Linked DNA regions of Homo sapiens: region 2 is linked to region 1. A link is a loop called in an ENCODE intact Hi-C map of the cell type or tissue named here. Cell type or tissue: Calu3. All regions are shown on one strand. Links, peaks and the distances in the headings refer to the core of each region. The heading gives the core; the rest is flanking DNA. Region 1 has its middle 120 kb from the start of MB21D2. Region 2 overlaps MB21D2 (Mab-21 domain containing 2).

Region 1 (8,346 bases), core at 290-8,289:
GGTTTTCAATAAACATACAGTACACTTTTTTGGAGACTTTGGACAATTTGAAAAACTCACAGATGAATCTTTTAGCCTAGAAATATTGAAACATTAAGAAAAAGGCATGTCGGGAGTTCGAGACCAGCCTGACCAACATGGAGAAACCCCGTCTCTACTAAAAATACAAAATTAGCCAGGCGTGGTGGCGCACGCCTGTAATCCCAGCTACTCGGGAGGCTGAGGCAGGAGAATCGCTTGAACCCGGAAGGCAGAGGTTGCAGTGAGCCGAGATCGCGCCACTGCACTCCAGCCTGGGCGACAAGAGCGAAACTCCGTCTCGAAATAAATAAATAAATAAATAAATAAATAAATAAATGAAGGTAAGTTATGAATGCATAAAATATATGTAGGTATAAGTCTATTTTATCATGTACTACTATGACATGGGTATAAATCTATTATAAAATGTTAAAATTTGTCAAAACTCACATAAACATTTACTTACCATGCATCGCACCACCCGCAGTCAAGAGAAATGTAAACAAGTAAAGAAGCAGTATTAAATCATAACCGCGTAAAGTTAACTGTAGTACATACTGCACTACTGTAATCATTTTGCAGACCTCTCGTGTTACGGTGTAGTGAGGAGTAGAGCAAATATCCGCTGAAAACACCCAGTGACATGGGTCTGCATGCGAGTGGTTCCTCTCTCCAGCAAATCGCATGTTGCAGTAACAAGTGATCCTTCGGGGTGGTTCTCCTGTATTTCCCGTGTGATATAGTCAACGTTGAATAACACCAAGGGACCCATATGAAGTGCCACTAGTGATGTCAGTAGTGCTTCCAAGGAGCAGAGAAAAGTCAAGACTTTAGAAGAAAAAGTCGAATTGCTTGGTAAGATTGAGGTCTGCGGCTATGGTTGCCCACCATTTCAGACTGATGATTCGGTTTGTAAACAGATATACGTATCTATAATACAGTACCTACTATAAAACTATTTCCCCTTCCTTATAATTTCATTAATAACATTTTCTTTTCTCTAGCTTACTTTATTGTAAGAATGAAGTATATAATTCATATAACATACAAGATATGTGTTAATCAACTGTTTATGTTATCAGTAAGGCTTCCATTAGCCAGTAGACTATTAGTCATTATGTTTATAGGGAGTCAAAAATTATACATGGCTTCTCAGCTGTGCAGGGGACAGCGCCCCTAACTCCTGCATTATTCAAAAATCAACTGTATGTGGTTTTGTTGTTTTTTAGAAAAATGAATAATTTCTTTTTATATTATTCTGTTACATTTTTTCCCCACTTAATAGAACGTCCAGAAAATCTTTGCATCTCAGAATGCCTGAAGCTGCCTTGTTCTTGTTTTTTTTATTTCATTTTTTTATTATACTTTAAGTTCTGGGGTACATGTGCAGAACGTGCAGGTTTGTTACATAGGTATACTCGTGCCATGGAGGTTTGCTGCACCCATCAACCATCATCTACATTAGGTATTTCTCCTAATGCTATCCTTCCCCTAGCCCCCTCACCCCCCAACAGGCCTTGGTGTGTGATGTTCCTCTCCCTGTGTCCATGTGTTCTCATTATTCAACTCCCACTTATGAGTTAGAACATGCGATGTTTGGTTTTCTGTTTTGTGTTAGTTTGCTGAGAATTATGGTTTCCAGCTTCATCCATGTCCCTGCAAAATACATTAATCTATCCTTTTTTATGGCTGCATAGTATTCCATGGTGTATATATGCCACATTTTCTTTATCCAGTATATCATTGATGGGCATTTGAGTTGGTTCCAAGTCTTTGCTATTGAGAACAGTGCCGCAATAAACATACGTGTGCATGTGTCTTTATAGTAGAATGATTTATAATCCTATGGGTATATACCCAGTAATAGGATTGCCTTATTGTTTTAATTGTTCACCTGGCGCTGCTTATTTACACTGAGTCTTCCCTTCCTGAAATACTGCTTGTCTTTCCATTTATTCAGGTCTTTGTTTATGCATTTTCATAAGTAATATAGTTCTTGCATTTCTAGAAATTTTACAGTTTTGGTTGCTGTTGTGATTGTGATTTTTATTTTGTATTTTCTAATTGGCTTTGCTAATGTGTAGGAAAGCTATTGATCTTCAATCTAACTACATTGCTGAACTCCTAATCTTTATACTTAAAAAAATTGATTCTTGTGGATTTTCTAGATAGGTGATCATATTAACTGAAAAAATATCTCAGCTTTTTCGCCATAATAATAGATTTGTTTGTTCCTTTATTTTGTCTTGTTACTGGATAAGATCTCTAGGATGATGTCAAATAAGAGTGGTGATTGTAGAGGGCATCTTTAACTCATTTTGTATCTAACTGGAAATGTTTCTAATGTTATTATGAAATTTACTTTAGGTTCTTGGTACAGGGCCTCTTTCTAGTATGGGAATTTTCTGTTGGCTTTTAATCAATCAGGAATAGCTGTTCAATTTTATCAAAAATTTTTTTTTCTGCACTAATTTTGGTTCCTGTTGAGATTACCTTAGTTTAACTTATTTTTTTTTTGGTTAATGTAGTGAATTACATGAATGAAATTTCTGCTCATGCCATTTTGTACTCCTCTTACTGGCTTACCAGTTTTAATCTTTTAAAATGGTACTTGTTTGCATGCCTGCCACCCTCCTCATCCCCCCAAAAAAAACCCTGAAAGTTCCTTGAAAACCATGTAACTTTCATGTTGTGGATTCTCAATTAATGTTGATTGATACATCTTTATAAAAATTTACATTTATTATGTCAGCTGAGTAATACTGCAGCCATGCAGTTAGATATTATTCTTAAGTTTTAAATATTATAAACTGAAGTTTGGCTTTGAGGACTCAAACCAGGTTAGAGCGAGGGCTAGGTCCAGAGCTAGGTCTCAAATTTAAGTTCTGTTACTTAAGGGCAAATGCTCTTTTTGCTGATTCATGGATAAAAATGTTCTTAGATCTGTGGCATTCATCATCAGAGGCAGTGTTCACATTTTCCACATTTGTTGGAGACCCTGGGCAGCTCCGAAATGGTGTTCTCACTACCTGAATGGTAGTGAATGATGCTTCCTAACTGAAGGGGAAAGGATTGATCTGGTGATCGTTTTCATATTAGGCCCCATTATTGACCAATACTCAACCAGCCCGATTCAAGTGCTGTTATAAATACATACAGCAAAATGAGTTTCATTAAAAGACTCTTGATGCTCCTTACAGGGGCCTGATACTGAATCCCAGGCAATTATCAAAACTTGACTTCTTTTAGAATCACAGAAGGTCAAAGTTGGCAGGGCCCTTAGAGCTAATCCGTGCCACCATCCTTGAGCCCTCCTCACCCCCCACTTTTAATAGATGGGTAAAATGAGATTCAGGGGAAAAAATGACTTTCGCAAGTCATGTTATGCATTACCAAATATCTCAGGAGGTCTAGAACTACCTTATTTTAATATGGTTTAATTATTTGTTTGCTCTCACAGACAAAAGAAAGGGTTAGCTGTGTAATCTTTGCTCCTTACTCTGAGATAGCAGGGCACTTAAGTGGATGTTGGGCAAAAATCAGATCCATTTTAAAACAAATTTGGAAATGAAAATGGTGGCAGTGGTAACTGTCAATTGCATGGGCTTCAGGGGAAGTTTTGTAGACCTAGATACTTTCCCAGCTCCTACCAGGGAGGCGATGATCATAGAGATTGAATCCCAAGTGGAGTCCTGGTCTTTTTCTTAGTGAAACCAGATCTGATATGCTGTTGATTTTGGATTCACAGCCTTTTGTCACCATGTAAATAATAATTCCTTAAATTAAAAAATCTTCTTTTATTGTCCCAACATGTGATAAAACAATAAGTATCAATTGGACTGTACTTCATAGCGGACACGTTTCATCACAGCACCAGCATTATTGTATTATCCTCACTGTCAAGACGGAAAGCAAAACCAAGTCTAGGGAACACTTTGGTTCCCCAAGTAGAGTACTGGAAAGCAATTTTTTTTAAAAGGTGGTTAAAATGACTTGCCACAAGCCTATTTAGTTTCACTAGACACACTGCAAAGATATTTAGTTAGATGTAGTCTCTGTTCTCTGAAACTTTAGTTTTGCAATATATCCAGAAGATTGTCATATTGCCATAAGAAGTAACAGGAAATAATATATTTTAACAAACTCAAACATTATGTTAATAAACATACATATAAATAAATAAGGCTTTTAAAAATGGTGAGGTATAGGGTGTTTTGGGTGTGTGTGTGGTGGAATAGGTTATGAAACATCACAAATTTTGATGTGAAATAATAAGTAGAATATATTCCCTCCAGAAAACCTCACCACCCTCCTCTCACTCTGATCTTTTTTTTTTTTTTTTTGCATTTTCAGGACCCCCAATTCAGTTGATGGTATTGTTGCTTATTCATGTTGATATGTTATTTTGTAACCATTTTCAAGTTGTTTCATACTTGATCTTCCTAACAAGACTTACTGTAAGATCCTGAAAAATATGACCAGATTTGTAATTTTATCCAGAATCTCTGCAGCTAGAAGGTGTTCAGTTAATGCACATGTTTGAATATGGTAATGTGGATTAACATGTGGGAGACACAGAGACAATCCAACAAAAACATTAATCAGATCCAAAATGTACATCTCTGCTTCAAACACCAGACAACAATAAAGGCATTTTAAAAGGCTCCAGCAAATGGGAGGCTCAGAGAAGGGCTTATGCTGCAGTGGTGGGGCAGGAGAGCAAATGATTTTCCCCTAATTGAGCTTCTAAGAAGACTTTGTTCCCTGTAACTTTTCTATATATTCATCTCCCTGTAGTTTAAAACAACATAAGACAAACAAGAATAAGGGTCTTCAACTCATATACCTCCCCATGAGATTTCCTTGGTTGCCTGAAGAAGTCTCCAGAAAATACCTGTTAGAGGTAACACAGGCAGGAAATGCCTAGCAAACAAAATGCTGCCACCTTCTGGTAAAATAGTACAGAATATTTTCTCCCCCTGTCATTTTTACACACACACACACACACACACACACACACGAATTATCCTAGTAACAATAACATTTATATCATGCTTTATAGCTAGCAAACACTTACATGTGCATGATCTCATTTAATGCTCACAAAATCCTTATGAGGTAGCTTTTATTACCCACATTTGACAGAAAAAGCAACTGAGGTTCTCAGAGAGTATGTCACTTCCAGAAGGTCACACAGTGATTGGCAGATGCATACTTAAACCTTAACACAAGTGAACCTGCATTATGCTTTAACACAAATGAAGAGTGAACCATTATTTCATGCATTGACAAATACTAAACACATCGGCCATGCACTCAGCAGCAATGTGTGGAGTCTTTTGTCTGATCACATCATATCACAGCTTTGTATTACAGTATGTGACTAACACATCTTTCTTTCTGGCTCTGCAGAGTGCAACAGTGTCCCTGTGAACTGAATTTTAGGAGATGGGGATAGAGTGGGGATAGAGCAAACCCTTCTCTGTCACCCTTGAACCAGGCAAGATACACATTCTACTCTTTTACCCTTAACATTTTCTCAGTAATCTTAAAATGCAAATTGGTGTCCTTTTAATAATTCAAAATCCATAGTACTGGCTCCCATGCCCAGCTTCATATCCCATGGCATGCCCCATGCACCCTATCTCATGCATGAACCCTGGTCATTCTTTTTCAGATGTTAGGTACTTTTAGCAGCTTTTCCATTTGACTCTGCTTAGCAATATCCTATTCATCCTTCAATACTACCTCCTCTATTAATGCTTCCCTGATCTCTTTAATGCATATTCAGTGCCTTCCCAGCCACCAGTGAGGCTTAGTTCCTTCAGTTTTTATGATAGCTTATTGTTTTCCTTTCTATGAGTCTGTCTCACTAGTGTGTCCACCTAGAAGGTAGAGAACGATCCTCATTAATTTCTATAACCCCCAACAAAACTCTGTATAAGTGTTCAGTAAATATTTGACTGTTATTGAATTGTCATAGAAAAGCCTGTAAGCACCACCTGATTGTAAGAGCTAGGGTAAATTTTACTAAAATGAGGAGCATAAGGGAGCTGTGTGATAGTCATTGCTTATAAAATCAAGGAGAGACTAGCAAAGGTAGGAATCCCACCTCCATTCTCACATTTATTCTTCTCTGTGCAGGACCAATAATTTTTAGAAAGATGTTTCTAAATTTCCTTCCTTCCCCATCCTTAGCTGTGCACCAAATTGTCAAATTCCTGCCAAGAGAAAGCATTCCTGTTAGAGTCCCCTGTTGGATTGACAGTATTTGCAATCAGAATATTGATCTCCAAGAAGGCTTTTCTGGTCCTGTGCCTATACAATATTGGCTGCAGGATAATACTCATGTACATATTCTAGTGGAATTCTAGCTTTGTTATGAGATTTCTCTTCACTTTTTTTTTTTTTAGATGGAGTTTTGCTCTTATTGCCCAGGCTGGAGTGCAATGGCATGGTCTCAGCTCACTGCAACTTCCGCCTCCGGGATTCAAGTGATTCTCCTGCCTCAGCCTCCCAGGTAGCTGGAATTACAGGCTCCCGCCACCATGCCCGGCTAATTTTTGTGTTTTTAGTAGAGACGGGGTTTCACCATGTTGGCCAGACTGGTCTCGAACTCCTGACCTCAGGTGACCCACCCACTTTGGCCTCCCAAAGTGCTGGGATTACAGGCGTGAGGCACCACGCCTGGCCTTCTCTCTCATTTTTATTTTGAAGTAATTTTTAACCCAGAAAAGTTGCAGAAATAGTATGAAGAATTCCCATAATTTATTCCCATTAATTTATACTATGGTCTTTTTGGAGGGCATTTTGCATCTAAAAAATGATTTACCAACATACAAGGATATTAAAAGCATTATTCATGATAGCAAAAATTGGGAATGACCTAAATATTTCAAAAAAGAGGATTAGCTACATAATTATATCAAAATGATGAATTTTCAGTCATTAAAAATAAAATTATTTAAAAATATTTACAGGGAAATGCTCAATATATTATTTTCCTGGTGCTGCCATAACAAAATACCATAGACCTTGTAACATAAACAACAGAAATTGATTTATCACAGTTCTGGAGAACAAAAGTCCAAGATCAGGGTGCCAGCAGGGTTGCTGTCTCCTGAGGCCTCTGTCCTTGGCTTGCAGCTGGCCTCCTTCTTGCTGTGTTTTCACATGGTCCTTTCTCTGTGTTTGTACATTCTTGGTGTCTCTCCCTTTTCTTTTTTCTTTTTTTTTTTAAGATGGAGTCTCACTCTGTCACCCAGGTTGGAGTGCAGTGGCATGATCTCGGCTCACTGCATCCTCTGTCTCCTGGGTTCAAACGATTCTCCTGCCTCAGCCTCCTGAGTAGCTGGGACTACAGGTGCGCACCACCATGCCCAGCTAATTTTTGTATTTTTAGTAGAGACGTGGTTTCACCATGTTGATCAGGCTGGTCTCGAACTCCTGACCTCGTGATCTACACACCTCAGCCTCCTAAAGTGCTGGGATTACAGGCGTGAGCCACTGCGCCCTTTCTCTCCCTTTTCTTATAAGGACACCAGTCATGTTGGAACAGGGCTTCACCCTTACCACCTCATTGAACTGCAATTACCTCTTTAAAGGCCCTTTCTCCAAATGCAGTCATATTAGGAGTGAGGACTTCCGCATAGGAATTTGGAGGAAACACAATTCAGTCTATAACACTCAAGACACTTAAGTGAAAAAATGTATGTCATAAGCCATGTTTATAATGTGACTTTGATTTTTCAAACACATACACATGTATACAGAAGACAAATAGTGTGGAAGTTTACATGTCAAAATTTTAACAGTTGATATTTCTAAATTGTGAGATTATGAGTCACATTAATTTACTTTCTACTGTATTGCATTTTCCAATTTTCCATAATAAACTACCATTACTCCTTTAGTTAGAAAAGAATAGATTATAAGTAGCACAAAATACTTTTTAAAAAGCTTAAAGTTTTTTCAAATATATTAACATATTTGATCTCTGTAACAATGCTATGAGGCAAGAATGGGAACAATGTTTTTGAATTCATACATAACAAAATTGAGGCTCAGAAGAGTTAAGTCATGTGGCCAAGTAGCCTAATAATCAGAATAGGTCTTCTGAGTATTAATCCAATCTCTCCATTATACCACAATTCTTTAAAATACCTTCCTTCAGCCTGGGTGTGGTAGCTCACACCTGTAATCCCAGCACTTTGGGAGGCCAAGGTTGGATAATCACTTGAGTGCAGAAGTTTGAGACCAACCTGGGTAACATGGCAAAACGCTGTCTGTACAAAAAATAAAAAAAATTAGCCAGGCATGGTGGTG
Region 2 (8,346 bases), core at 223-8,222, 150 kb before region 1:
AACTCCTGACCTCAGGTAATCCACCCACCTCAGCCTCCCAAAGTGCTGGGATTACAGGCATGAGCCACCACGCCCGGCTAATTTTTGTATTTTTAGTAGAGATGGGGTTTCACCATGTAGGCCAGGCTGGTCTCAAACTCCTGATCTCAGGTAATCCACCCGTCTCGGCCTCCCAAAGTGCTGGGACGACAGGTGTAAGCCACCGTGCCCAGCCTGACCAGTTTCATATCTAACCTAGCAATCTTGTGCCGGTATTCTTCAGGGCCTATTAACTACACAGCTCCTCAAATGCTCTTTGAACCACTTTAGCTTCCTACTGGTTCCCTCATTAACGAGTTAAATACATCTTTGCCATGTACTCATTTTATATTTGTATGAGTCATGTTTAAAACTTTTTAAAAATTATCTATTGACAAGAAAAACATAAGAAAAGAAGATCTAGTTTGTAGCATAGCATGAGAGTAAAACATATACATAAACATTTATATTTTAGGTTAAAAATGGTAGTGTGGAAGACAGCTATTGACAGTGGCTGAAGCGTAGGGAATTTTAAACATGGCTTTTAGCTTAGTTTATAACTAGGTTTTCTGTTTATTGCCAGGAATATAAATCCTTGACAATTATCTGAAAGAATGGGGAAAAGGAAACGATCCATTAGAAGGTATCTGGAAACATGATCCAGTAGTTGTAGTTGTATCTCTGTGACAACAGAGTTCGGTGGGATCAGTAGACCAAAAGATCAGCATTCCAGTCCCAGGAATGCCTCTGTAATACTAGGAGAGTCACCTCCCTCTGAAAGCTAGTTTCTAGCTCCAAAGATACATAACTATTAAATAGTTCCCTGATCTGAGGCTTAAATCACCTTCATTCTGGCTTCCTTGATTCCCCTTTAGAGACATCTCACTGCCAGAAACAGGGGAGTCTTTTAGTCAATTTAAAATAAAAAAATAAGTTCTATTAATAGTGGTGTTGCTGCCTGAAGGCAACCATCAAATCTAGATCAAATCTCACAACCCTCTCAAGCTTGATCTGTTTCTATGGTTGACTCTCAGCATCTGAGGCTCCTTGTCACAGCAAAGTAGGTGAACATGAGTCAAAACCAGTTAGATTCACACACATGAAAAGCCATGTCCGAAGCCCTTGGCATGGGCGTATATCAGATGGGACATTCCCCTACCTTTCAAAGTTAGGGTCCAGTGTTGACGTGGTGATGTAAAACTGCATTTTCCTGCATTTCCTTCATTACTATTGTTTACATTCTAAACCTATCATTCCTTAACTTCTCCACCATTCAAACATTGTAAATCATTCTTTAATTCTGCACTAATCCTCTCTCCCTTTTAACTATATGGCAACTGAAATTGAAGTGAACTTCAATAGTGTTGGAGACTCAGGTAGGTGGAGGTGCATGTCTTTTTTGTTGTTGTTGTTGAGACGGAGTCTTGCTCTGTCACCCAGGCTGGAGTGCAGTGGCGCGATCTAGGCTCACTGCAAGCTCCGCCTCCCGGGTTCACTCCATTCTCCTGCCTCAGCCTCCCGAGTAGCTGGGACTACAGGCGCCCGCCACCACGCCCGGCTAATTTTTTGTATTTTTTAGTAGAGACGGGGTTTCACCGTGTTAGCCAGGATGGTCTTGATCTCCTGACCTCGTGATCTGCCCGCCTTGGCCTCCCAAAGTGCTGGCATTACAGGCGTGAGCCATCGCACCCGGCCAGAGGTGCATGTCTTGTTCCATCCTGATCAAAGTCAAACAGAAAATCTGAGGCTGAATGGAGCCTCTTTTTCTCTATTCACATGCACACATGTGTACAACTGTCCCCTTTCCACGCCTGCCTTCCTCATGACACCCACCACAGCACCCTACACATAAGAGGAGCCCAATAAATATCTGAATACGTGGACAAATCCATGAATCACTCAGGAAAGGACAGAGTGTCATTCCTATTCTACAGAGGTAAAATCTGATACAAAAAGATTTAGTGTCATGCAAGAGCCAGGAAGCAATTCTTCTGCTACATCTGGCACAATTCAGACCCTTAAAAGATAATTATATATGTTTCTGGAAGATTAGAGATATTTGAGAATTGAGGTAAGAGCAATAAATATGACTAAGAGGACAAAAATTGGTTCTGTGAGGGAAATGAAATCATAATAGCAAGGGTTAGACTAAAGACAGACTTCAAGCTATCTTCAGATACCGGATGTGACTACATTGTAAGCCCAATTTAATTACTAACAATAAAACATCCACAACTAAGAGATCTTGATATAGACAACCTGCATAAATTGCACATTATTTAAACTCTTGGCAAGATAAATTCTATCATTTCTGTCAACGTGGCTTAATTAACAATATTTCTGCTCTCCACTCCCACGACATGCTCTTTGATTTAAAATCCCAAATCTTCTCCATTGCCAGAAAGTACATCTACAGTGATGGGTTTCAGTCCTCTACTCATGAATAAATATCAAATTTGTGACCTTTATCACACCCTCTAGGCAAGGATTATTATAATGAGAACTGATCAGTTGCCTCCACATGCACAGCAGGAAAACTCCGAAGTGGGGAGTTTTCCTACAGCCTACGGGAAAAGGTAATTAAACACACAACAGTCCTCTAAGAAGCTCCAAGAAGCTCCTTCTCAATCATCTTTAAAACCACCATTCGTCTCAGATGGCTCTGAAGTAGTGCTGCCTAGAGAGGGACAGGCACAAATGACAGGGCAATGTGCAGGCTCTCTGAGTAGAAGATACTTTCAGGGCCACAAGGCCACAGCAAGCTGGGACTCTGCCACCTCAAATCTTCCTTGGAAGCAGGAGAACTATAAATTCCAATAAAAACAAAAATGACCATGGCCCACCATTATTAACTCTTTGGAACTTCACCTGAGTCTAAAGTGATGAACAGAAAGCGTATTCAAATTTTGGACAATCCCACACACATCACAAATGGCTCTTTTTAATTATTTTCCTTACGTCTTTAAACCCCACTAGTTCAATTATTTTTATAATTTTTTTTTCTTTGGAGATGAAGTCTCACTCTGTCGCCCAGGCTGCAGTACAGTGGCGCGATCTCGGCTGACTGCAACCTCCGCCTCCCGGGTTCAAGCAATTCTCTGCCTCAGCCTCCCAAGTAGCTGGGATTACAGGCGCCCACCTCCATGCCCGGCTAATTTTTGTATTTTTAGTAGAGACAGGGTTTCACCATCTCGGTCAGGCTGGTCTTGAACTCCTGACCTCGTGATCCACTCGCCTTGGCCTCCCAAAGTGCTGGGATTACAGGCGTGAGTCACCGCACCTGGTCTATTTTTATAATTTTTGACAAAGTCTCCATTGTTTTGTGATGAGATGGGAGTATAAATAAAAATCATACTTGCTAACATTCTTGAGTACTTGAGTTTACAAAATATTTTCACGTACGTTGACTAGTTTTCTTAAGGTATTTCCCTTGTAGTATTTCCAAACACACAACAGAATTAATACCACGAGTACTCATTTATCCATCAGCCACCTTTAGCAAATCTTGACACTTTGCTACATTTCCTTCGGGCTTTTGAATAATAATTTAAAAAAGAAAGCTACAGATACAGTTATTCCATTCCACTCTGCTGTCATTTAGAGAGATGACTACTATCCTGAAATACGAGTGTGTCACTCTAAAGCACATTTCATACTTCTACCATATGTGTGATTCATAAGCAATTTATACTATTGTTTAACATTCAATAAATGGTGTCATGTACTAGTCATTCTACAACTTGCTTTTCTAACCCTTACGTTTTTGAATTTTACCTTTGCTGGAAATATAACTCTAGTTCATTAATTCCAATTTAATTCAATTTTCACAGTACCTTTTTACCTAAAATAACGAAAGAGTAAATATCTTGCCTGATTCTAAGAAGCAATGACTAATTCAGATTCCATTCTCATCCATAAGTCCATGTTCTTCTACTGTAAAACTCTGTTTTCTGAAATTAGAAGACTGGAAATTACAAAGTCTTCATTTAAAATCCTGTCAAGCTGTAAGTTAAGGAAAGGAAAAAAAAAAAATCCCCACTTTCGCCACTGTCCCTAGATTCTTCACTATACAAACAGGGCTACCAATTCATTTCGAGAAGACGCTGAACCAAATTCTTCGGTTTCTTTGTCCACTCTGGGAAATGTGAACACTAACCAGACATTTGACGATATCAATGAACTTTACTTTTTAAGAGACAAAGTCTCGTTCTGTTTCCCAGGGTGAAGTGCAGTGATGTCATCGTAGCTCACTGCAGCCTCAAACTGCTGGATTCAAGCAACCCTCTTACCTCAGCCTCCAGGACTGCAGGAACACGCCACCACACCCAACTATTGTTAACTTTTCTTGAAGAGTGAAAATGGTATGTTCAAAAGGAAAAAAGACGTTGCTTAATATTTATACAGTTTCAGTTTTACAAGATGAAAAGAGTTCTTGAAATTGATTGCACAAAAATGTGAACGTACTTAACACTACTAAACTGTACACTTAGAAACTGTGAAGATCGTAATTTTATGCTATGTGTATTTTACCACAATATTCAAAAAAAGGAAAAAGATATATTTAGGGATAAATTATACGTCTAGGTTTGATCTAAAATAATCCACGGTGGGGTAGAGGTTACAGAAAAAACAAAGGTATATGGGGGTTCATTATACCAGTCTCTATTTTTATATGTTTGAAGTTCCAAAATAAAGTTTTAAATAATGGCTTAGCCCAACAAAAAATATTTTTTCCCTTTACTAACAGGTTGCTTTGCTCTTACGTAAAAATAAAAAGCATCCTATTTTTTGAACGCTAGCAGCCCTAAGATCTGCTTTACCTTTTGCAGTTCTAGAAGGGACACTGCTTCTCAAACTTGAATGTGCATCTGAGTCACCCTGGGACCTTGTGGAGATGCAGTTTCTCTTCAGTAAGGCTTGGGTGGGGCCTGAAATGCTGCACTTCAAACAAGCTCCCAGGTGCTGGTGCTGGTTCACGGGTCCCATACTGAGGAACAAGGCAACAGGGGACGCGTAGGCTGCAAGCATTTGCAAGGGGAGAATCTAGCAAGGCTTTATTTAAATTGCATATCTGGGGACTAGAAGGGCACCAACACTGCTCCTCCGTTCTGGGAAAAAGTCTCCCGGCTCCTTTGCACCCCAGCACCAGGCATCACTATCCACTTAGTGAGAACCTCTAAAATGGAGAGCATCATACAAAAACCTCCTAGCAATCAGCTTTATTCCAGCCTTACACTTAAATCTGAACTCCTTAAATAGCCATGAAAATCTAATGCCCTGAAAGATTCTCCTCCTCAATCTATTAAGTAATGACTAAGCCAAAGAAACACATCCAGAAGCCAAAGTGCAGAGGCCCAGGCAAGAGCTGGGAATCATTAACAAACTATAAGAAGGTTAAACGCAGTATATCTTGGAAGCTCTAGTAAATTCCATTAAAGAAATAACATTCATTAAAGCACGCGCGCTCCTAAGCAACCATCAACATCTCTGAAGAATCAAAAGAAGAATTTCTACCCATAGAAAATCTTATCCACAAAATACAGTTATTTCCTCTAATGTTTTATGGTTGTCAGGTTGACTTAACCAAAGTCTTCCGTCCTCAGAGAAATGCTCTATTATCTGGTAGACTATGAATGCCTACAGGACAGGGATTATCACTGACAATTCTTAAGCTCTTACCATATGATCATACAGCTCCCATTTATTGTGCTTTCGAGGTGAGCACGAAGCAGTTTATATGACTTATTTCACCTAAAACATTCTGTCACTAAGGTATTTTATTTATTGAGTCTTTACTCACTAAATCCCTCCCCTCTTTGCAAGTATTTTTCCTAAAATGTTAATTCTTAGCTTCTTTCAGCAGAATGATGTAAAGGAGAAGGTGCTACCCTCTTTGACCTGTGAACTCCAGACCAAGCTATCTAGAGTCCAGCTCTGTCACCCAGGCTGGAGTGCAGTGGTGCGATCTGGACTCTGGTAGAGTCTAAGGGACTCTATCATCTCTACCAGCTCAAATCATGCCCCTTATGGTTCACATATGCATGACAGGGAGCCAGCCACTGGGAGGAGCATGGAAAGAACCCACCCAAGTCCCTGCCTTCAGCAAGCACGCAATCCAGTGGAAATGTCACCAGGCAGAAGAATTAAAATCTATTTATGATGTATTCAACAAACAGATACACACACAAATATACAGTTAGTTCAGGCAGGCAGAGAAACCCTTCTGACAAAAGGGTTAAGGAGTTCTCTATTAAGATGGTTTCTCTATTAAGATGGTTTTGGGGCTGGACCTTCAAAGAGTACTTATAACACATAAAAAAGGGAAAAAATGAACTAAGACACTGAAGCATGTGAGAACAGACTGGTGAGTAGCTTGGAATGGCTGGAATGCACAGACCCAGAGAGCAGGAGCTCTTGGCAGAAAAGAATTCAATGGGCTGCTTATTACAGGAAGTTGATTTGCTCTGAAGCTCTAACTTTGCAATTAATACTTAATTTTTACTTGATAGTGTTATTCTTTTTAAAAAGTCTTATTGTACCTAGCTCCAGCAGCATTTCCCTGAGGCTGCAGCCTCTAGGGAAATTACAAGACACTTGCCCAGGCCAGGTCCTACCTACCTCTGCTGGCCCTAGAGTTTATCACAGGAAGATTTTTTTTGTTTTTAAATGTGTAAATACAGTTTCCAGAGGCTTGTTCCAGGGTGACTCTCAAGCCCAAGCCAAAATACCTAACAAACAAGAAAAATCCATGTATGCAGAGTATAAAGATGTGAAAAGTGTTTTGTGAACTATTTCTAAAGCGTGCAACATAACAAGAAAACATTATAACTCTTATCACTGCTGGGACTGAACTCAGTCCAATGACCTCCAACAGAAAAGAATTAAGGTCCTGAACACCCACATCCAGAGTCAACACTTCGTTTAACAAAATAAAATAATAAAAGTGTTGCTTAGTCAGTTAGGAAAAAAAAAATCCAACGGTAGACACCAGAAATGACTTCACTGTGAAGGACAGATTTCCAGAAATAACACATGTCTAATGCCATTTCTGAAACTACAGCTAGGCAGAAAAAACAATTCTTTTTACCTTTATTTATTCCCAGAATAACAGAAACAAGAACCAAGAGCAACCTTTTCTTGACATCCTTCTGGTGTTTCTGGAAAAATATCTCCTTGCAATAAATAGTGGAGCATGTCCCTGCTTCCCTCACAGAACAGGTATGTAGGTCCATTTTTAGTATATAAAACTAGCTAATGGTAATATGCAAACAGAAATTCTCATCATTGTGTAGATGATCTATTTGCACTGATCACAGATGCCAGGAGAAATTCCCAACATAAATAAAAAGACTAAGAAGGTTTTTTTCCTGGTATTTTCAAGGCAATATACTTAGGGAAATCATAATTTGAGCATATCTTGGAAACTCAAGACACCAAATAAACAAAGAGCTTGTACTTGTCCTTTAAAGAAAGCCTGGGTTTTAGAATGGGGCAGGCTTAGCTTGTAAGGTCTGATGGGGCATCAGGACAAAAGCGAAACCTGAACTTCCCACATGATAATTTTCTAGGTATAGAAAAAGTCTGATGCAATCTGTTCTGTAAGCAATGATTACAGAAAAAAAAAAAAAAATCCTACCTATAAAGTTCACAGTTGGCATACCCTGCCATTCCCGACTGTGCAGGTACAAACTCATCAATTTTGAAAGCCATGAAGCCAAGTGATTGTGCTATCTGGTTAAAAACCTTTGAAACAAACAAATTTCGGCAAAAATGATACATGCTCTGAGGATATGGCATTACGTCATAACGATCCTCCTCACATCCTCCATGGCAGGCGGTTATTGATATAAGATGTACGTGCTTCTCAGGAGTCCCTAAATACTAGGTCCACGCAGAGACATGGGGAGAGGAAGAAAGAATGGTGATTTTAAATATTACTCATAAAAACTCAGTTTATCCTGCGTGGGGGAAGAAATGATAGCAACATCTCCTACCCCAGTCTAGAGTTGTATTTTTAGAGGTCATGTTCACTATTTCTTAGCGGCTTATCTCAAAGAAAAGGAATACCACGCAGGGGGAGACTTATTTAAACTACAAAACACACATCATCTTCTGACTTGTACAAAGTTCTTATAGAAGTTTTCTGGTCACATTAATTGGGTGAGTCATTTTATCTCAAACAGGTAGGTGTATTATGCAATTTTTCATGAGAAAACATAAATACAGATTTACATATGGTCACCTGAATTTTTAGACATTGCCATCTAATTCAACCATGCATTTGTAATACATTGAAGGCCGAAACAGGACAAGGCTGCAAGCCAAATT

What was found. Peaks named below come from ENCODE experiments on the same cell type or tissue, not always from the same donor. Only the 100,000 strongest peaks of a DNase experiment are listed, where the experiment ranks them.
Region 2: a loop joins it to region 1, with 2.6 times the contacts of the local background. A loop is called at or near these places in 2 of 110 quality-filtered maps.

What each region holds. Positions count from the first base shown.
Region 1 is chr3:193,036,318-193,044,663 of GRCh38, forward strand. No RefSeq gene overlaps it. Among named protein-coding and RNA genes, the nearest start is that of MB21D2, 120 kb to the left of the region's middle. In Calu3, for the core only: a CTCF peak has its summit at 4,955 (motif pointing left); a DNase peak (open chromatin) is centred at 4,994.
Region 2 is chr3:192,882,954-192,891,299 of GRCh38, forward strand. The region is part of intron 1 of MB21D2 (Mab-21 domain containing 2); the gene reads right to left. Among named protein-coding and RNA genes, the nearest start is that of MB21D2, 31 kb to the right of the region's middle. In Calu3, for the core only: no CTCF peak of the experiment used is centred there; DNase peaks (open chromatin) are centred at 3,268, 4,298, 4,958, 6,048 and 2 weaker places.